Linked DNA regions of Homo sapiens: all the other regions are linked to region 1. A link is a loop called in an ENCODE intact Hi-C map of the cell type or tissue named here. Cell type or tissue: heart right ventricle. All regions are shown on one strand. Links, peaks and the distances in the headings refer to the core of each region. The heading gives the core; the rest is flanking DNA.

Evidence for each region. A loop is a pair of places that touch in the nucleus more often than their neighbours do. Peaks named below come from ENCODE experiments on the same cell type or tissue, not always from the same donor. Only the 100,000 strongest peaks of a DNase experiment are listed, where the experiment ranks them.
Region 2: it touches region 1 in a loop (3-fold over the local background); 24 of 110 quality-filtered maps call a loop at or near these places.
Region 3: a loop joins it to region 1, with 5 times the contacts of the local background. A loop is called at or near these places in 22 of 110 quality-filtered maps.
Region 4: a loop joins it to region 1, with 3 times the contacts of the local background. A loop is called at or near these places in 2 of 110 quality-filtered maps.

The regions. Positions count from the first base shown.
Region 1 is chr18:55,420,433-55,425,432 of GRCh38, reverse strand. All of the region lies in intron 5 of TCF4 (transcription factor 4), which reads left to right. Among named protein-coding and RNA genes, the nearest start is that of TCF4-AS1, 30 kb to the left of the region's middle. RefSeq lists an enhancer at 1,585-3,039. In heart right ventricle, for the core only: no CTCF peak of the experiment used is centred there; DNase peaks (open chromatin) are centred at 1,628, 2,434, 2,772 and 3,174; H3K4me3 peaks cover 3,719 bases; H3K27ac peaks cover 4,084 bases.
Region 2 is chr18:55,513,398-55,518,397 of GRCh38, reverse strand. The region is part of intron 3 of TCF4 (transcription factor 4); the gene reads left to right. Among named protein-coding and RNA genes, the nearest start is that of MIR4529, 37 kb to the right of the region's middle. In heart right ventricle, for the core only: no CTCF peak of the experiment used is centred there; a DNase peak (open chromatin) is centred at 2,967; H3K27ac peaks cover 3,748 bases.
Region 3 is chr18:55,506,478-55,511,477 of GRCh38, reverse strand. The region is part of intron 3 of TCF4 (transcription factor 4); the gene reads left to right. Among named protein-coding and RNA genes, the nearest start is that of MIR4529, 30 kb to the right of the region's middle. RefSeq lists enhancers at 1,400-1,449, 1,412-1,930. In heart right ventricle, for the core only: no CTCF peak of the experiment used is centred there; no DNase peak of the experiment used is centred there; H3K4me3 peaks cover 2,827 bases; H3K27ac peaks cover 4,547 bases.
Region 4 is chr18:55,729,359-55,735,862 of GRCh38, reverse strand. The region is part of intron 2 of LOC105372130 (a long non-coding RNA gene); the gene reads right to left. Among named protein-coding and RNA genes, the nearest start is that of LINC01415, 49 kb to the left of the region's middle. In heart right ventricle, for the core only: no CTCF peak of the experiment used is centred there; no DNase peak of the experiment used is centred there; H3K27ac peaks cover 1,932 bases.

The sequences.
Region 1 (5,000 bases), core at 1-5,000:
CAATACTTAAAAGTTTCCAAAGGACAAATTCATTGGTGAAGAGCTGGGGGAAGCATACTGAATCCTCAAAAGAAAAAAAAAAAGCCAAAAACAAGTGCATCATCAAACCATTCTGAAAATATGTTTGAATTGATGATAGGGCCCATGCTAAGAGACAAAGCTTTCATTTCAACGAATCCAATCTGCCTAGTGTTGTGTAAAATTGCCTTTGCCTGTAAATGGAATGGCATGCAGATTTTAGGTAGGACACTTTCTCACCCAACTTAGCCTGTACTCTATTTCATTTTTTCCACCATTACATGAAGCTTCACATAAATGACAACTTGACTTAATCCTTAAAGTGGCTGGATTGTGTGGTCTATTTTGATTAAACTTTTTCTTGTTCTTAGTGTAAATTTTCAGTAATGCCTAAAATGTCATGAGCATTTTGGGACATAAATCCTTTAAGCTATTTTGCAGTCATATAGTTGTTCTTTGGAGGGTTTGAGTGCTTTCCTAAACTCCTTCTCATCTCTAAATAGGCAAAATAAATTATAAATTGTCGAGAACATTCAATCACTCTTCGGATGAGCAGGCATCTCCTAAAGCTGGGGAAAGTATCCATTTTCAATATTTTGAGTAAATATAGTTGATTCTTTATAATATTTGTACTGTATCAAAAGATCTCAAAAACTGTTATAAATTACCTAGACTTAAGGAAGAAGACATGATTAAATAATTCATTGGATCAATAAAACCAATCTGCTTTTTTCTGATGTGGTGTGATGAAGTTTTTTTTCAAATGGGGTAGGTGGGCCTCAGTGCTGTGTATTATCCTTTTGATTCTATTGGTTACTGTCTTTCTCTGCTCCCCCCTTAGTTGTTGTTTGATATTTTTGTGCTTTTTGTTTGTTTTGTTTTAAAGAAAGGAAAGCTGCAAGCCATAGAAAGTTAGGCTGTGAGTTAGGAATTCTGAGTTTAAAGCAGGGAGCCTGTCCCTAACTTTGTGTTTAAGTTGGTGTTTCAGTTATGTTGCCAGTGTAAGCTTGTGACCCTTACAAATGTACAATTTCATTTGGGTTCAGTGATTCCTGGATGAGTTTGTGATATAGGATGCCAAAGGCTGTGGAATTTCTTTAAGACACAAAATCTTGAGACAGAGCTGATTCCTTGGAAGCTTGTGGGTAACTAGAGTCTCATGTTAACTAATCTGGAGGGGGCTAAGAAAAGTCTTCCTACCCACTTCCAATTAATTAATTTCTAACATTTCCATCTAATCATGACTTTGTCGAGTGACACACATCTTTTTTCCTCACAGGCAAGAAACTCACACACAAAATTTCTATTTCTAATGGCAGACAGTTGGGGTGCCGCAGCCAAGCAGTCACCCTTAAAAATTAATGAGCGTAATGATGGTTAGAAAAGCGATTCTGATGGTGGTTGGAGAGGGAGGGGCCATGGGGATGGCAGAAGGAGGAAGACCGGACTCCTCATAAGTGACAATGATGTGAGCCCCTGTCCTCATCTCCCCTCCCATCCCCCCTTCCGCCCAGTCACCACCCCTTCCATCCTCCTCTCTTTACAGGAGCCAAAGCAGATAGAAAGACAGGGCGATTATGAAGACGTCAGTTGGAGTGTAGGCAGGCGAGAGGGGCGCAGCGCCCCAGATGAGGTCCGGGGGGAGCTGAGGAGGGTCACTCATGGACGACCGTGTGTGTGTGTCTGACAGACTGTGAAATGGTGCGTTGTTGCACGGCTGCGCTGCACCTGGGCCCTTCATCTGTGATTGATTGGTTTGGTCATGTGTAATGGTCCCATCTGCTCTGTGTTGTTTTTCTTTTTTTACTTATAAACACCGTTCCCAGAGGCTGAGAGAGGATGAGCTATGTTTTGTCATCTTCACTTACACTTTAGCTCAAAAAAGTGGTCAAGTAGGTAAGCTCTAAAGTCTGTCCAAGTAATGTAGTAGGAAAGTACGGTTTTTCCCCTTTGCTTGATTGTGTGTGTGTGTGTGTGTGTGTGTGTGCGCGCGCGCGTGTGCCTCTCCTGCGCACGCGTGTGTGCGTGGAGTTTTAATGCTGCCTGTTAATATCTGAATAGTTCGTGAACCACGGAAGACCAAAATATCGCAGAAATGATTTGCACAACTCTGTGTATTGTGACTCTTACTGCAGTGAGGATTTTTTTTTGTAACGGAGCCAATACTTAATTAAAACCGCTGACATCATGGTGTTATAATTAAGCGTGGCATTAATTAAGCTGGAATAACGATTTTTTTTTATTAAGAACTGCTTCTATTGTATAAGACCATTATCGCCTAAAAACAAAATAATTTTAAGGCAAAAATAAATTTGCTTTAACCTAGCCCTTTTCAACTTCCCCCAAAGTCCGGCCTCAGGACTGTCATCATCAGGGCTCCGAGTCTGTGTGTGCGTGTGTGTGTGAGCATGTGCGTGTGTGTGTGTGTGTTTGGTGGTGTTGGGTTGGGGGAGAGTGGAAGTGAAATTTGTTTTTTTTCACCCAAAAATGCTGATCGGCTCCTGGCATTCTGATGGCTAATTATGCATCGGAGAGCTTCGACAGCTGCATTCATCATCATAAAATGTAATAATTAATGACATTCCAACAAAGAAAAATATGCAAATGAGGACTCATTAGCATTTTCATATTCAGCTTTGATAATGCTTTTGCTGACAAGGTTGTAATTAATGAAAATTCATGTCGCAGTCAGGAGATTGGATCGGTTTCATTCCGCTCACAATTCCCAAATGCTTGCATTATGGAAAATCGGCGGCTCTGCCAACTTTTCAGGGAAGAAAAAAACACACACACACACTAAAAGCACCAGATGCAAATTAATGGTAGGGAGTCTTTAACTCTTTAAACCACCCCCCTAAATTTCCATCATAGGAAACATGTGATGAGTGTTAGCCTAAGAACTAGATTCTCTTTTTTTTAATAATAGGAAAGTACTTTTATTTGTGACCCAAGTATGAGAATTTCTGGCAAACTTTTTTTTTAATATTAAAAAAAACCCCCCAAACCCTCCACCTTTTCCCTTCTTTCCTTTTCCCTTTCAAGACTATTTAAATGTACATAGTAAAACATGTTAGGACAGCCAAGCCCCAGCATGTTGTGTTCTGTCCTCTGGCTGGCAGATTCACGCCACAACAGTTTATTCATCCACATGCTTTTTGGCGACTCTTCATCACGTATTTGGGCTTAGATCTTCTGGTGCCTCCCTCGGCGTGCTACCCATAAGGTCGAAAGAAAAGCAAGTATTCGATTTCTCTATTCAGGGTGGGTTTTTTTTTTTTTTTTTTTTTTTGGATGATAGTGGTTTTTTTTTTTTTGTGCTTTTTCTTTTTAATCTATTCCCTTTGTGGTTTAGTGTAAGAGTTTGAGAATGTGCCCATAATTCTCTCACTCAACACTTCTGGTTTAGTGTTGTTCTTCAAATGTAATTTTAGGAGACACTCTGCAATCAAAATGGAAACCCAGAAACCCCAGAGCAGAGATATCGACAAATATTTAACACAGAGAGCTGTTAATTTATGAAAGCCTCTGTGTGTTGCTTTCAAAATGTGGAACTTTAGGTTGGCAAATGTACACTTGATGCCAACCTGGTACCATGTTTGACAGACAAGCCTGAAGTTAAACTGAAAGTTCTATCTGGCCCTCAAGGTTAGAAAGAAAAACTTAAACAGAGTCTGACTTCATTTTCTATTTGATCTTTAGGTTAAAAAATGATGATTATTAAAACTGGTCTTTTTGCTGAGGCAGATGTTTTAATAAAAGGTTTGTATAATGATTAAGAAAAAGGGAAAATAGAAGTGTACTTCTTTATAAATTATAACGTTTATAAGCATTTTCACTCTCAGATGAATAAAATGACTTCTGGGAGTTCCTAAGATGCAGTTTCCTGTTTATTTAAAGTTAAATTGTAATTCCCAAAGTTGCTAGCCCAGCATAAATAAAGATTATAATACGCCTTGTTAAGGGAAGAGAGAAACTTTGATATGCGGGGCCTTATTTTTTAGAGTATTTCAGTAAAACAGAAAGAATCATCAGTTATTTCACGAAAATTTTAAAATAAATCTTTTTTCCCTTGTATGTGATTAAGAATGACTGGGTTTCATTCCTTGTTAAACTCTTGGGGTTCCAAGAAACAGAATTTTATTTCAATCTCTTGCTTCTTCCAACTTTTATTTTGTCACAGTTTGTACATGAACCTGTGTGTGTGTACACAGGCATGTGTGTAAATGTGTGTGTGTCCATGTCTAAAGATTATGGTGGCTCTGTCCTCTCTCCTGTAAAATCTATTGTGGTAAAATAGCAGGCAAAAGAAGGTTTTACTTTTTTTTTTTCCTTTTAGTTTATTTCTTTTTTTGTGTGGGCAAACTGCCCATCCAGATGGTAGAATTTCACCTGTAAGCAATCTGAAACGATAGGTTAATTCTGACATTTTATAGAGCTTTTTTTATTTTCTTTTCACACAGTACAACTAAGTGCAGAATAACTGCTCAAGATAATGTTTCTTTTTTTTTTTTTTTTCTTTTAAAGCGCTTTCTGCTGTGATTGGTTCTTTTTTCCCCCAAATCTGAATTTGGGGCTCATTTAAAAATCTGTGGCTTTAGGCACTTTGCTGTTATTGTCAAAACCACATCTAATGAAATCTTTGACCAGCTTCTAATATGTGTAAATGAGGAAGTGATGGCAGAAGTGAAAAAGCAGGTTAGTCGCCGAGAAGCAGATCCTTGTAATTTTATAACGCTGAACGTTCCACTGGCTTTGATAAATTTACTGTTAGTTTTCTCCTCCCACCAAATTCACAGATGTATACCAACTCATAACTTCCCAAGTAATGCCTAGCATGGTATTAGCCCCCGGAATCCTGGGACTTGCTTTTGTTGTCAGTGTGGTTAGCCTCTGGTGGCTTATGTGACTGAGTAAACTGGAGAAAAACTTCAGGGTGATTCGTTGTCCCGTGATCAAGGAATCCCATTATTTCCAAAAGCGGG
Region 2 (5,000 bases), core at 1-5,000, 93 kb before region 1:
ACACGTTTTTTCATTTTTGTTTCTATTTTCTAATATGCAGTTTTTATAGCTTCTTGATAGAGTCTTTGAAATTTTGTTTCTGTGAAATTGTGTAGTTTCATAGAACTAAATTTGCTCTACTTAACTGTACCTGATGAATTCATATTAGCTATAAATATTTAAACATTTTATATAACAGACAGCAAATCATCATATTGCTGGGAATGTAAGGAAGATAAACTCCATGCATTCTAGAAGTCATTAGAGATTTTGCATATAAAGACCACAGCTAGTTTCAAGATCTAAATCTTGAAGCAGGCATTCAAGGTGTTTCAATAAGTACTTAACGGTAGGCCATTAATTCATGTAATCATTTAGGATAAATGATGGGCAGAAAAGTTACTGTGCAAAAAGTATTATTTGGAGAATAATGGATATATGAAAACTTACATAAATGATTATTTATTGTAATTTTTGTTACTTTCAATTTCTTGGTCATGGCAAAAATTGAAATGCAAGGTCAAACAGAAGAGAGATGGAGAAAGCTCTAACCAGCAAGGGCCTGGACTCTCACACTTCCCTGATTGGAGCTGCTGTGTGTGTCTGAGGAGTCACCATTGCTTTACTGCTTATACCTAAACAGAAGTATATGTAGCTTTGCTTGCACTGAGGATGTTTATAAATCCTCTGGGTTTTACATTTGATTTACTTTCTTCCTCAGCCTTCCCATCTCATTTGAAGACACCTTTAGTTTTTTCATTTCTCAGACTTAACCTCTAGGGAATTATTCATATCTCCATTTTCTCTTATATTGTACATTTAAAGTCTTCCTAAATGTTGTTAGCTTATATTTATTATCTATCGCTGCATAGCAAACATTCCCCAAACTTAGTGATTTAAAACAATAACCATTTTATTGGCACACAAATCTGTATGTAGTTTACCTGCTTGGACTGAGCTCAGCCAGTTGGTTCTCTTGTTGATGTCAATGGTGGTCACTCATGAGGATACAGTCTGATGGCGGGTGGACAGGAGGGCCTGGTTGGTTTAGGGAGCCATCAACTGAATTGGCTCACTTCTGTTCCATGTGGTTTAGGCCTCCAGAGGATAGCTCAGGGTTCTTCACATCATGGTAGAAAATCACCCAGCCGCACAAAAGAGCAAGATCAAATGAGTAAGCACTTTTTAAGTCTCTGCTTACATCATGCTTGCAGATACTCCATTGGTCAAAGCGTGTCATGTGGCATAGTCCAGTATCAGGGTGCTAAGAAACTCCACAAAATCATGGGTGAAGGATGGTGTTATTCATTAGGAGCTCTTATTATAACCGTTTCCCACAAGGTTCTGACTTTTAAGAATTCAACCACTTTTCCTAACCTCTGTTGCTAGGACTTTGTAGCACTCTGGTAATAGTCTGCTAACTGGACTGCCTGCTTTAGCCCTTGACCTTAGTCTGTTTTTTAATGGAGCAGTGATCTTTAAAACATAATTCAGATGTTATTCCTCCTCTTCTCAGAACACTTCATTGACCTTACACCTTATTTAGTTAAAGCCAAAGACCTTAAAATGGTATGTGGCTTCCCTGGTACCTCTGTGATATCATTTGCTTTCTCTCCCACTCTACACCAGCCACACTCTTTCTTAGTGTTCTGCAAATGCACCATGCAAGCTCCCACCTCAGGGTCTTCACATTTGTTATCCTTTCTGTTAGGAACACTTGACTCAGGTTCTCCATAGTTGGGTCCTTCATCTCTCTCTTCACTCAAATGTCATATCAGAAAGCCTTCCCTGACCACACTCTTGAAGATTACAGTCATTTCCTCTTCTAATGCTCACCATCGTGTTTCCTACTTAGTTTTTCTCCATCCAGGCCTCCGGATCACTCTCCATCCTGCTCTGTGTCTCAAGAGGCTAACCTTCTACAGTTGCATAATCAGACTGCCTTTCTCTCGTTCTCTCAGTCTTCTGGTTGGGTTCACCTAATGGGAAGCTGTAGCTTTCCCTTCATTTTGCTTATAAACCTTTAAAAAAAAACCCAAAAAACCAGACAGTATATTATTTTAGATTTAGATAAGACCAAACTAAGATTTAGTGAGCATTTTCCATGAACCAATTTCTGTGCTTTCAGATATGTCATAGAAAAAGTTAAGTGAACTGTCATCCCTGTTTAAGAGTCAGGGATACTGAGGTTGAGGTTAAATGACTTGTTCAAGGTAACAGTTAGAAAATAAACAAACAAGACTTCCAAACTCACGTCCAGTCATCTTTTCCATCTACAGCCCTGTCTCCGTAAGTCATCACTGAATGATCGCTGTTACACACACCTTTGGAATTTGTCTTTTATCACATACACACCACCACCACCATTTTCTGGAAACTTCTTTTAAACCCAATCTGACTTTTTAATCAAGTCTATATTTGCTAGTCTCAATAGCTGTTACCTTCATCCTCTTACATCTAAGGGCATGTTCACCAGGAGTCTTTCTCCGGAATCACCAACCTCCTCTTCTCTCCTGACTCTTCAGCATTTTAATATGCTCATTTCTCCTATCTTAAAATTAAAGATGGATTTTTAAATTTAAAGATGAATTTAAATACGCCCACCCCCCTCCAAATTTTGAGACTAACTTTTCTCTTCATTTTGTTCTGTCCTTTTCAAGCCAAGTTTTCTCACACGACATTCTGTATATAATGTGCCATGATCTGGCTTCTTTCCACAACACTCTCTGAAGATTCCACCTCAAAACGTCATCAGTAGCATGTGTGATTGGCTTTGACCTTTCTACTGCTTTACCTCTTTGAAGCGTTGGACTTTGGAACACAGCCTTCTTCTATACCTCCTACTCTCTTTCAAAACTCAGCTCATGTCTACCTCTTCATGGGAGTTTTTCTTAACACAGAAGACTGATCTGATTGTCCCTCCAGCTTGTCCTCTTGTATGCTGGGGCATATGCCAGCAATCACAGCTGCTGAGATGCTTAGTCTTCCTGACGGAACTGTAGTTTTTGGAGTGGTCAGGATCATGTCTTCAGAACTTGCACCCCAGCCATGTGTCTGCACGTAGTTCAGTGACCAGAACATAGTCAACACTCAGTACATGCCTGATGAATGAACAAATGAGTGTGACCATACTTAACTTGGTGAGGCCATTTTTTTCCGTGAGTTTTATACTCTGGGTTGTTTTCCTACCTTGGATTCTCTGACTTTTTTCTCTCTCATCTACTTGCCTGACTTTCTTAGGTCTTTTAACTTTGTTTCTCCATCTTTACATTAAGTGTTGGGATACAGGGCTGAACAAGAACAGGTAACTGTCTTATGGCTTTACGTTTATGTGTTTTCCTCTGAAATTAGGCAAATTTCCTAATCTTGCTGAAGTTATTTTCATCCTTAAGAAAGTAATATTATAGGTCTTTATAGAGTGGGGCAGGATCAAATGAGCATGTTTATTAATTGCTTAGCATTATGCCTGGCACAAATTCAATTACCATTATATGGTAATAATTTTAATAGTAATAAACCATATATTACACATGTATTATTCATAATCAGATGATGTATGCATTATATAAAAATTGTACTATTCTATAAATATTGTAAAAAAAGAGTAAATAATATACATCAATTGCTTTGTGCATCCATATATTTTTACGTGTGCTCCTTTTATTAAATCATATGTTTTTCCTCAGTTTATTGGTTGCTTTTTACTTACCAAAAGCTTCTGTCCAAAAAAAATCAAATGCTGCGGCTGCCCTGAGCAGAGTTCACCTTGGAAGAGGCTTTAATTGTGATGAACCTGTAAGAACAAAGTTTAAGAATTGAGATAATCAGCAGCTGTGTATTTCTTTAAATTTTTATATTTAATGATTTATTTGAATTAACTGTTACCACGTTTACATCTTCTAGATTAGTTTTTAGGCCTTTACTTTTCCTTGGCTGTGGGTACTGACCAGCATGGTGGTAGGTATGATTGGGGTGTGTGTGTGTGTGTGTGTGTGTGTGTGTGTGTGTGTGTGCATGGATAGATGTGTGTGTATGCTCATGGATGTGCATGTGCATGCATGAATGCATAATATTTCAAACACATGCTCAGTGATTGAGTCACTGTCAGGAAGTAAACTTGGAGACCATGTTGCTCGATGCCACAATAGTCCTGTTATTGCATTGTCACCACAGGATGCCATTAAAATAGGTATGAAGAATGTCAGTGTTCATTAATTTGGTTCTCTTCAGAGAACATTAGCCATGGGGAAAAGATACAGTAGAAATCTGAGAAGAGATGGAAGATAGGAGAGAAACCTGGCTTTTGAAGAATGATCTTTGATCTTTCAGAAGAGGAATACATGTCAAGAGCTTATCTATGTGAAAGAATTTACATGCAAAGCAAATCAAGAACATAGATTTTGCTTATCTTTATAGATTATAGTTTCATCTTAGATGGCAAAGAAAAGCCAGGCTTCTCTATACAAAGGGATTTGCATGTTTATGATAACTCAATTAGCCTTAACAGAGACTACCAGTATATGCTGGCTGTCTGGCCTCAAACTTTAATGCATATGTATTTTCAAAGAGAACTAAAAGATTTTGGGATTGTAACACAGAGAAAGAAGAGATAGAGAATTATCAAACATTGGGGATCAGCTTTAAAATTATAAAACAAATTATATATGTTCTGAAAAATTACTTCAGGAATAAGCAGCTTTTTTTTAAATATGAGAAAGCAAAATCATATCCTGTATGCCATTAAAGGTTATTGCGTTTTCCAAATTTATAGTTGCAAGTGATGGAAATTTTCTTTAACAAACTGAAGGATGCATTTGTAGTCTAAATGGTAGCTTTGAGAGTAGTTAGATATTTATGGAAAAATTATAAGAAGCAATGTGCTTTTAAAATTTTTTTTTCAAAAATAGATATTGGTTAGGAAAACTACACTCTTTCACTATTTGGTAATGCATATTCTGACTCATTCACACAGTCATTGTGGCACCTAAAGTGTTGCAAAATTAGACATTTATATGGAGATG
Region 3 (5,000 bases), core at 1-5,000, 86 kb before region 1:
TAATGCTGATTTGGTACTTTTGCTATGTGAAATTCCCCATACTCCAGTATAGGAACTGAATGAAAACATATACCTTATTAAAATAGTAGAGGTAAGTATTTTCAGCTTCCTAAACAGCAGAGAATGCTTTTTTTTTTTTTTTTTTTAAACTTTTGGAATTACTCTATTACCTACATCTAAGTTGCAAATCCAAAAATAAAACTAGGATTTTATTAACATATTCTGCCCTTCATTGCTTCCGGTTATACTTTGCTGAACTGTGTTCGAGTATGTTGAAAAATAATTCCGTGTATTGTGTGTTGAAAATGATATTAAAAGTATATGTGTTATGTGGAAGAAACAATCAAAACAGACCTACTCAGACATCAACAGGATATTATTACCCCAAAGAAATGACGACAGTTTGCCAGCTTGATGCGTAAAGGAAGGAAATTTACAAACATCTCCAAGAGAGGCATGTTGAACGGTTGAAGGAAATGAGGCACGTCCTGCTTTTATTGTGCTTATTGCAGTGGGATTCCCAGAAGACTGAACAAGGCTGTCCTGAGACCTCTGTTTGGCAGAGATCTTGTTGATTCATATTTTATTTTTGTTTCAGAAAAGGTCTGCTATTGTTCAAATTTCTAATGTAGCTCATAAACACACAGCCAGTATCATTTCCCCTTCTACTGACTGATATATACAAATAAATTAAAATCTACGGTCATCATTAACTCATGTTCTGTTTCCATGGAGCACAGGAGAGTAACAAGGAAGGCCCCTTAAAAGAAAGGCCTTTTAAAGTGGAGGTCTCAGTTCACAAACTTTAAAAGTTTACGAAGTAGTATTTTAGAATTTTAATCACCAGATATATTGGGGGAATTTATTACTTCCTATTCATATGGAAGAGGACAGCAGAGGTAAATATTTATGTAACTTGTATTTTAAAAGCTTACTCTTGATTAAAATGTTTGATCTATCGACTTCTGTATCCTTAGAAGTTTGAATTGCTGGACATATTTGACTGGGGTTTTTACAAAGGCTTCTAGGTTGAAATGCATGGTTCAGGATTTTGGTTTCAAATTTCTGTCAGGTTGGACACATATAAATGAGAAAGTAATGTGGAATATTATAAACATTTCTGCTTTTTTAAGCTCTAACTTTTTTTTGCTATCTCTACCAAAATGCCTGAAAATGTCATGACTCTTTAGACGGAGAAATAGAGGAATGGAAACCATTCTGGATCCTCTGCTGTGACTCAGTCAGTCTAAGGGGCAGACTGAGCGCTATATCTGGAGTTTTACTTTATGAATGTGCACCTTTAACCTTGAGTCAGAAAATGTGGTTACTGTCAGTCTTACTCAGTAAGTGGTGCTGCATAGAACATCAGGGGGAGACTTGGCCTTGGTTTAGTAGAAACTTGAAGGAGACAAACATGAAAAGCAGTGTCAGAAAATGGAAGACCAGTGTTAAAAATCTTTGGTTTTGCTTTCATTTCTCTTGGTTATTTCTTAGGATTATTGCTTTAGATCATTTTCCCAGGCATTTTCATGGATGAAGAATTCCAAAGAAAGTTATTATTTCAACTCTTGAAAGCTACGCTTCAGGGTGAAGGTAGGGCTTGATTATCAAAGGAATTTCCCTGGCTGCAGTCCTAACAGTTTAACTTCCTGTGATTTCCCCCCGCCCCTTTCCCTTTATTTTTGGCTCAGAACTTCAGTAATGTCTGGATTGATGGAATTCCTCTGGGAGGCAGATTTGAGGGTCTAAAGGTGCTTCTCAATAAAGATTTTGAGGAATGATATTAACTTATTAGAGGCAACCCTCTATTGTTTTAGTATAAAGGGGATGAGATTTGGGGGAATCATTTTGGATGTCACATTAAGCCACTAGCCATTTTACTCTTGATGACCTTAGTTGCCTTTAAACTGTATTTTTAGTGGGGATCATTCTTTCAACAGTCCATTCTTTTTTAAACGCAATTTGGTTTATAATTCTGGGGGCTGCCTCTACATGCTGTACTGTCAAGAGAGACATCAAATATTTTCTGAGTAGTTTTCAACACAGTGAATTAAAGCTGAAAAAACAAGTAGCGATACTACCAGCATCTTAACTGAGTATGTGGTGGTGGTGTTTGAGTGTTTGTGTGTGTGTGTGTGTGTGTCTGTCTGTGTGAGTGTTTTATGTTGCTGTACCTACTTGCTTTTAGGTAGCTACAGTTTTACCAGAGAAGAGAATAACTTAGATTATATCAAAGTTTTTTTTTATATAATGGTTTAAAAACCTGCCCTGTGTCTAGTACTCCTTTACGAAGTCCGCAAGACTTGGGGATAACAGTGGACAATAATGTTCCTTAAGGACTTACAGAAATAAGACACACACAGATATATTTAAATTCCAATTAATCTGATTTTTAGTGTGGATTATTGAAGGGCTAGGAACTTAGACTCAGAAATGGAGTATTTTTCCTGTTTAAAATGTAAAGAGATTTAATAACATACAGGAGTCTTGCTATGATTTTTGAGAGGAGATTTACTCTAATGTTTCAGATAATCTGTTTAACAGTTAATAAAAATACGATTTACATTTTGTTTGGATTTTTTAAAGTCAGCACATAATTTCTAAAAGTAAGCAAATTTCTTGCAGGGATGGTGAAATGAAACCTTGTAGCATTTAGCGTGTATTGCGGTTTTGTTATTTGCAGTTTGTTATTAAGTGTTCCTAGGAATAAAAGGAGGTGCACAGCAACAATGTTTACTGTGCCGATTTCTGGTATTTTATAATTAAAGAGCAAGTGTGAGCTGGGAAGGGTGGGCTGGAAAGCATGGATTCTGGCTCTAAATCTCAGCTCGACCACTTACTACCTGTAACCTGGGGCAACACAGTTATTTAATTTCTCTGTAAAATGAGGATAATACAAGTCCCTGCTTCATTGGGCTATGGGAATTAAATGAGTGAATGCATCTAACATTGAGAACAGTGTTCAGCCCATAGTAACTGCTCAGTGAGTATTTTTAAGCTATTAGCATGATCAAATTTAGAGAGGAGAAATATAATGGAGCAGTTTCTCAGTTCTTGTTAGAAATAATCATTACATTTGAAAATCCAACAAAATATTAACATTCAAAACCCATTTTCAGAAGTGGTGGTGGTAGAATTGCTATAACGGAGGAAAATTTAGGAATGGCAGCCTGGTTAAAAGAAAGGGCGGGTAGACCTGGAGTAGGTTATAGATCAATTTAAAGCAGCAAAGTTTTCTAAAGGTGCTTCTAGTTTTACTTTAAATGAGTTTGCAGTTGCACATATCAAATAATAAGGTGTTATTTGCCAGAGGCATTTTGTTGGTGGGGGGTGGGAGAAAGTTTTGGGGTATATTGTGTGTGTTGGGGGTACATTTCCCCGGCTGCCTTTTTCCACTGCTGCTGGTCCTCTGGTCAGGAAGCCTCCCTGTCCCGCACTGGTTCTGTTATTTGTTCTTGGATAGCATCAACTTGAGGATGAGACTTTATAGGCAACACATTAGCCTCAGTGTCTCCTCCTGGTTGTAGTCATTTCCCGGTTACATGGGTCAGTTTCTCCACCTTACTTGAGTGAATGCCTAGAAAGGCTATTTCAGCCTAGAGAATTTTTAGGGGAATGGAGAAGCTGAGGGTAACTCCTCAGCACCAACACTTGAACCCAATCAATACTTGATAGATTACTCCCAGCACACACAATACACCCAGAAATCTTCTCCCCAATCCACACCCAATTAAGTTTCAGCCAAGGTTAGAATTCAGTGGTTCCCTCTGTGTGTGTCCCCTTAGCTGTTGCTGTTCAGGTGCAAAGGTGTTCATTTCTTTGTCTACCCATGTGTAGTTGCCTGATATCCAACTAAACTGCATCAAAATATGGAACCCCTAGGTAGGCAAAAAAGATAATTAGAATACAGTAGTCCCCCCGCCCCCCTTATCTGTAGTTTCATTTTCTCTAGTTTTAGTTACTGTCCATCAGCTGTGGTCCAAAAATATTAAATGGAAAATTCCAGAAATAACTCCTAAGTTCTAAATTGCTCGCCATTTGATGAAATCTGCACTGTCCTTTGCCATCTCATCCGGGACATGAATCCTTACTTTGTCCAGCAGATTCACACTCCAGACACTCCCTGCCTATAAGTCACCTCTAGGTTTTCAGATTGACTGTTACTATGGCAGTGCTCAGGTTCTAGTCACCCTTTTTTGACTTAACTATGGCCCCAAAGCACAAAAGTAGTGAATCTGGCAATTCAGATATGCCAAAAGAAAGCCATGAAGTGCATCCTATAAGTTACAAGGGCAAAGTTCCCCACTTAAGAAAAGGCCAGGCCTGGTGGCTCATGCCTGTAATCCCAGCACTTTGGGAGGCCAAGGCGGGCGGATCACCTGAGGTCAAGAGATCGAGACCAGCCTGGCCAACATGGTGAAACCCCATCTCTACTAAAAATACAAAAATTAGCCAGACGTGGTGGTGGACGCCTGTAATCCCAGCTACTTGGGAGGCTGAGGCAGGAGAATTGCTTGAGTCTGAGAGGCGGAGGTTGCAGTGAGCCAAGATTGTGCCACTGCACTCCAGCCTCAGTGACAGAGCAAGCCTCCATCTCAAAAAAAAAAAAAGAAAAAAAAAAGAAAGATCATATGCTGAGGTTGCAGTATATTATAATTGTTCTATGTTACTCTTAGTTATTGTTGTCAGTCTCTCACTGTGCCTGATTTATGAACTAACTTTATCATAGGTATATATGCATAGGAAAAATCATAGCGTATATAGAATTTTGTGCTATCTGAGGTTTCAGGCATCTGCTGGAGATCTTAAAACCTATCCCTCTCTTAGAGTGAGTACTGTGATTATGTTTAAATAAATGAATGCATGCTTGCTTGTGGAAATATTTTTGTGTGTGGGGTATGTATATGTGTGTGTGTGTGTGTTGCATGTGGACATTTTAATGTGTGTGTATTATCCTAGCTGATGGTTTTCCTTTGGACATTTGGGTTCATTTTGTAGAA
Region 4 (6,504 bases), core at 609-5,608, 310 kb before region 1:
AGTCTACCCTTCCCACTTAACAGTTGTTAACATTGTTCAGCCTTTAAATGCAAGGACTCCAAGCATAGTTCCAAACACTCAATAACAAATTTGCTTCACTCATTTTGTGAAGTTTCACTTGTCCTTTGAGCACATAAGAGACAATAAAGCTTGGTGTTTATGCACATGAACTGTGGAACCAAACTGTCCTGCTTTGAATGCCAGCATTGTTCAACATCTCTGTGACTCACTTTCCCCACATGTGCCTTTGAACTAAACAATAGTACCTCCTTTTTACAGTTACAATTAAAATCAAACAATGCCTGCCATATAGTACATGCTCAATAATGGTGAGCTGTTATTAATGAAACTGAAAGCAAAAAGGAGGTGAAATGATTTTTCTTAGGACTAGAGAAGGGGCCTAAGACAGGCCTGGGAATCCAAAGCTAGTCTTGAGATCACCTTTCCACAGCTGCATCCAACAGATAATATCCCCCAGACAGTGCAGGCTATCAGTGGTGATTGAGTGATTGATTCCTTTATATCTGTTTGCTTGTTTACTCTGCCGCTCACTACTTTTAAGAACACTTTTTCCCTGAAGTTGTTTGTTCTTTTTCCTAATTGTCATCTTGGGTGTCTAGTGCTGACACGGCTGCTAAAGCTCGTGCAGAATCTGTGTCTGTCAACACCAGGCTTGACTTTGCCTCTAATGCAGTTAGTTACCAGCTGCTCCTCGATGGAAGGAGATGAAGGGACACTTGTGAATATGTTAATTTGCTCAGTTTCCTAATGGAGCCTACAGGAATGTAGACATTAATACAGGACTAGACTTGACCTAGCCAATCATCACATATCTACCGGACATCTATTATATACAGAAAGATAGAATGGGGGAGAGCAGAGGATGACTAAAGAGAGGAAATAGGCATTATTTATTCAGGGCCTTAGGTGCACTGGGCACAGTACTAGGCACTTCAGATGAATTCTTTTATTCAATCCCCATCCTATTTTATAGATGAAGAAGTGGAATCTCAGAAAGTTGTGCTAGAAACAGCCAAACCTAAGAAGCCTGACTCCAGAGTAGACCAAGAACAACATTATGGATGGAAGTGATTGACACATAAATGAAAGAAATTTACATCAGTGTGTCCTTGTATTAGTCTATTTTCATGCTGCTGATAAAGACATACTTGAGACTGGGTAATTTATAAAGAAAAAGAGGTTTAATGGACTCACAGTTCCACGTGGCTGGGGAGGCCTCACAATCACGGCAGAAGGTGAAATGCACGTCTTACATGGCAGCAGGTAAGAGAGAATGAGGGCCCAGCAAAAGCGGAAATCCCTTATAAAACCACCAGATCTCATGAGACTTATTCACTACCATGAAAACAGCATGGGGGAACTGCTCCCATGATTCAATTATCTCCCTCTGTGCCCCTCCCACAACACATGGGAATCAGGAGAGCTACAATTCAAAATGAGATTTGGTTGGGGACACAGCCAAACATTATCTGTCCTTAAGAGATGACAAGACCTATTCTTATTCCTACTCCGTAAGTATCCTGTCCCTTCCTGTTATATTTAATTCCTTCACCTGTACCCTGGATTTCATCCTCTCTAGGATCATGAGATCCTGTTTCTCCCAGTACCAGGCCTCCTCACCCTGACATAGTCCCACTCTAGTTGTTCCATTTCTGCACATCATTGTTTGCAAGTTCTGTTAACCCTCTTCCACCCTAATGGAGTCCAGTCACATGTAACCCTGAAGGGCATGCATGAAAGGCAAGGGCAAGTGCATCAGGAGAGCCAATATAAGACAGTGGTCAAGAGCCTGGGCCATGTGTCCAGATTTCCAAGGTAGCACCTTGTCTTTACTGTCTACAAACCCTGCATCAGTTTCCCCAACTGTAAAAAGATGGGAACAGTTATATATATGTCATTAAGTTGTTGTAAGAATTTAAAAATTTAATCATATTACAAATAATAATTTAATTATGATGCCTAGAATATTGCCCATGATAACACCTATGCATAGTAAACACCAACCATTCTCTGTACAGGTTAAGGCTCTATATTGTGTACCTGCATCACTTCATCACCTTCCTGCTTCTGACCCTCCAATGTATTTTGAAAATGCCAGTAAATTCTCTGAGCTTATCAAGTTCACCTTTGACTTCCATCTAATTTTCCACGTTATACACAGCCCCAGTTCCGGCAGCAAACACAGATCTGAGTATTTTTTTTAATGGCCTCTGCCCCCAAATCAATAGGCCGAAGTAGGGGTTTGATGTCTGGCCCCTCATCCCAATATGGGAAACTCTGAAGGGTCTTCCCATCCTCCAGACTCCATAAGATTGGCTGAAGCCTACACTGAGACAGCATCACAACCCAACTACTCCTTCCAAATCCTTCCCTACTCCTCCTTACCTTTCCTCCCCTAGGTGTTGATCCCAAAACAGTGCCTAATAAATTCCTGCATGCCAACCTCCATCTCAATGTCTGCTTCCTGGGAAAATCAACCTGCAACACCCAGACCAGTTCACACAGTCATGCTTTGTGAAATGGGGCCCCATAGCTAACGAAGGTGATGCTTAATTTCCCAAACAGAAGGGTTATTATTGACCTAAATGGTATCTGTATTTGTTTCTTGGGTGAGGACTCATAGGAACCCTATATTTGATCAGATTGAGACCAACTGTAAAAGTCTGGCTATGGGCCATTGCAGGAATGTCGGCCTCCTTACCTTGCCCATTGTGGTATTAGCAGTCCTGGAGGGAGAAGTCCTAGACTATCCAAGCGGCCCAGATGTCACTAGTGTTCCCAGGACTCATCAGAAATGATCATCTCCAATTTCTCAGCCATAAATGAACCAATAGCCAATCTCCTCAAGAAGGAAAGGAATTTGCTGATTCTTGGCCATCATTGCATCATTTCAGCAGTTGAAAATTGTCCTCTCTCATACCTCAATCAACATCAACCAGCTCAGCTCAAAGCTACTACTAAAACCAGAGCAAGCAGGTCACTAGCGGGTAACTGCCAACATGAGAAGTAACACACCATGGGCTAAAATTACTGGAGAACTGGCCTGCTTTGTCAGTGGGTACAGTTGCTACTTTTTATAGAACTGAAGCTATAATTCAAAAATCCAATGGATCTTTCTCAGGACTCCTGTATCAGGGCTTACTGTGGTTGGGCTACATTCTTTTGAAATCTGTAGTGAAAGCCTGGTGATTGTTGAAGATGACACCCTCACTCAGTTGGTCTCCTTCCAATCACAGTGCACTCATGAAAAGAGGAGAAGTAAAAGACCTGGGCCTTTCTGGAGAATATTGCACAGCTGTTTAGAAAAATCTGCTCTTGGGACCTTCCCAGAAAAGTCCTTAAGGAAAATCACAATGGGAGTGAGGTCATATGCTCATGGCATTACCTTGGCTATTATTATGTATTATTGTTTGCTATTGTCTTGTTGTTCCAACTAAAAGAAACAGCTTGTTCTCTAAGATGTTGTGTTTTCTTTTTGAAGACCTGAGTCATCTAACTCCCACAGTCCTATGGGAGTGGAGATAAGGGTTTGTGGTTTTAGGATGTTGTTTCTTTGAGGTGGGGGAGACAGCATAGAGGGAAAGTAATACTTTTTTTAAAAAAATTTGGGTCTTGATGAATAAGATCAGTCTCTCCAGCTCTGTGTCTGACGCCTCTCCTTTTTATACCTAAAGATATCCAGCACCAAACAAATCCTAGCAATTCTACTAAACTTCCAATCATTAAAATAGCATGTGCAGTGAAAGAAAAGCATACACGTTCTCATTGCATATGCTTTTTGTCCAAGAGCAACAGAAAAGCATCTGTGTGTGTTTCATAGGAAAGAAAACACCTAGAAACTGTAGGGAAATTCTGGTGATTTTTTTATAAATTCCCCAAACAAGGTTTTTCATATATAGATATGACTAGATGTGTATCATCTCTCTGTCATCTGGCTGCAAGTGTAACTATTCATATTTTTGCACTAGCAGCCAGTCAAAATTGCCTTGGATTCAAAACCGAGCTCTCAGTTTCTATGTTACAACATGCACTATCCGTACACAAGGATACTACTTGTCCTTATCGAGTCATAAATGGAAAGTCACCTCATCATTGGTGGCCTGATCATCACTGGTGGGTGTGTTTGAAATTGCTCTCTGTTACCACGTGGCAGTCTTCCTTGATGATTCCCTTACTCCACAGGAAAATAACCCAGAGGGGAAGGGAAAAAAATGAGAACTGTGGATAAGGTTACCTTTCTTAAAGAAAGGGCCAAACTGAGAGCCAGCACTTCTTAATATCACATATTGCATGATTCAAATGAAGCATAGAAATGCCAAAGAAATTTTAGAATTTTTAAACACAAAGTTCAGATATAAGGCTTTGCATCTTTATGGCAGACAGGAGTCTGCTGTATGTGATTATCAAAATTATTTGTTATGTCAAAGGGAAAATTCTGTATGCTTGCATTTTGTATCTATTACAAAGATAATATTTGAAATTATACTTAGATCTTGTTTTAAGAGAAACCATCATGAAAAAGTAGTTTTCATGTAAGATGAATTTGATGGGTAAAAATCCACTTAACAAAATGGTCTTTTGTGTTTCCAATTTACCATGGGATTTCTCCTAATAAGAAAATAGAAATAAAAATTTTGACTAATAAAAATGTGATTTGTGAGATGTGGCATAGCACAGTGGTTAAGGGCACAGCCATGGAGCCAGATTGCCAGGGTTCGAGTCCCGTACTTGGCTGTGTGACCTTGGGTAAGTTCCTTAACCTCTTTGTTTCTCAGTTTCCCTGTCTTAAAATACAGCGTAATAATACCTAACTCATGAAATTGTTAGAAAAATTAAATAACTAAATATTTGTAAGGCCCTTAAAATAATGCGAAGTGTCAAATAAGTGTTTGTTCAGTGAATAATGAAGTTTTCAAGAATGTACATGTTCCAGAAATTAAGGCAAACTTGTATATTACATCTGATTGTCTGCATGTTAAGATGTCAATACAGCAGCATACTGTATTTTTTTAAATTCCTAGATCTGCCTACATACTTGATTTTTTAAAAGATATCTCAAGGACAGTAATCAGTCTTATGTAATTTTTTTGCTGTACCATAAGATAATTTTTATTATAATTATAAAAAATGGTAGGCAATGCCCTTACAAATATTTATATTGAAGCGTTGAGCATGTTTTCCTATGACCCAAAATAGTGCTTACTTTAACTATAATTAAGTGTTAAATTCATGTATTTTGTTTGCAGGCCCTGCCTCCTTCTCCTCTCCAACCTCTTCGCCCTCCACCCCTACTTTTCCATCCTTTCCTGAAAAATAAAGTGGGGAGATAGAGGCAGAGAAAGAAAAGAAAAAGTAAAAAATAAAGAAGAAAATCAAACCAGTATTTTTTAGTAAATTGGGACTAGAATTACATGATCAGAATAATACAATTTAAAAACATATATATACATACGCATGCATATTATATGTATTTAAACATATAAATATGTTTAAATTATTTTAATAATTTAATATATATTAAATATATACGTATGTAAATTTGCTATCTACACTGCATATTCCCACAGCTCATATGTTCAAGACTAAATCCTCCAGTGATTCAAAGAGACACCAAAGGAATCCAAACTGCCAGTCTGAACCTGGGAAGTTGAAGATGAAGAACACTCCAGGATTTAGGGGAAGCATAAGAGTGGAATGTGAATCATTTGCTTGAGGGGCTTGCCTTGTCCCTTCTCGTAAGACTTTGTGTCTTGCTTGTAGTTACTTTTCCTGGGGAGACAGGCAAAAAAGTACCCTTCTATTCTCATGTGTTCATTTATGAAAGGGTTAAGACTTGTCCTGCGAAAACTAACCCAAATGTTTCCAAAATGCACAAGTGAACAAAATTTAGAAACTAATCTCGAAAAACAAATGAGAAGAAATTTAGTTTCTATACTATACTCAGCATGTAGAAATTATAATATAAAAATTCCCTTCCTAAACACAGGCTTGCGAGAATCGGTTAAGGGAAGGTTTCATTTGTGTACTCATCTAAATAATGGTTTTCATGTCCAACTTCTATTTACTTCATGTTATTCACTCATCTATTCTTTTCCCAAACCTTCAGGCTTAGCAAAATTACCCTTTCTACCTCTCACATGGTCCTTTCTTGTTTTGTCCTGTTGTTTAGTTGGTGGGCTTTTTTTGTTTGCTAAATTGCTTTTTTTAAACCATATTTTAAAGCCAGTGTCTTTTAACATACGATTTTAAACTTAGAAAAGATATAAGGGGCCAGGTGCAGTGGCTCATGCCTGTAATCCCAGCATTTTGGGAGGCTGAGGCAGGCTGACCACTTGAGGTCAGGAGTTTGAGACCAGCCTGGCCAACGTAGTGAAAACCCACCTCTACTAAAAATACAAAAATTAGCCGGGTGTGGTGGTGCGCACCTGTAATCCCAGATACTCTGGAGGCTGAGGCATGAGAATAGCTTGAACCCGGGAGGCG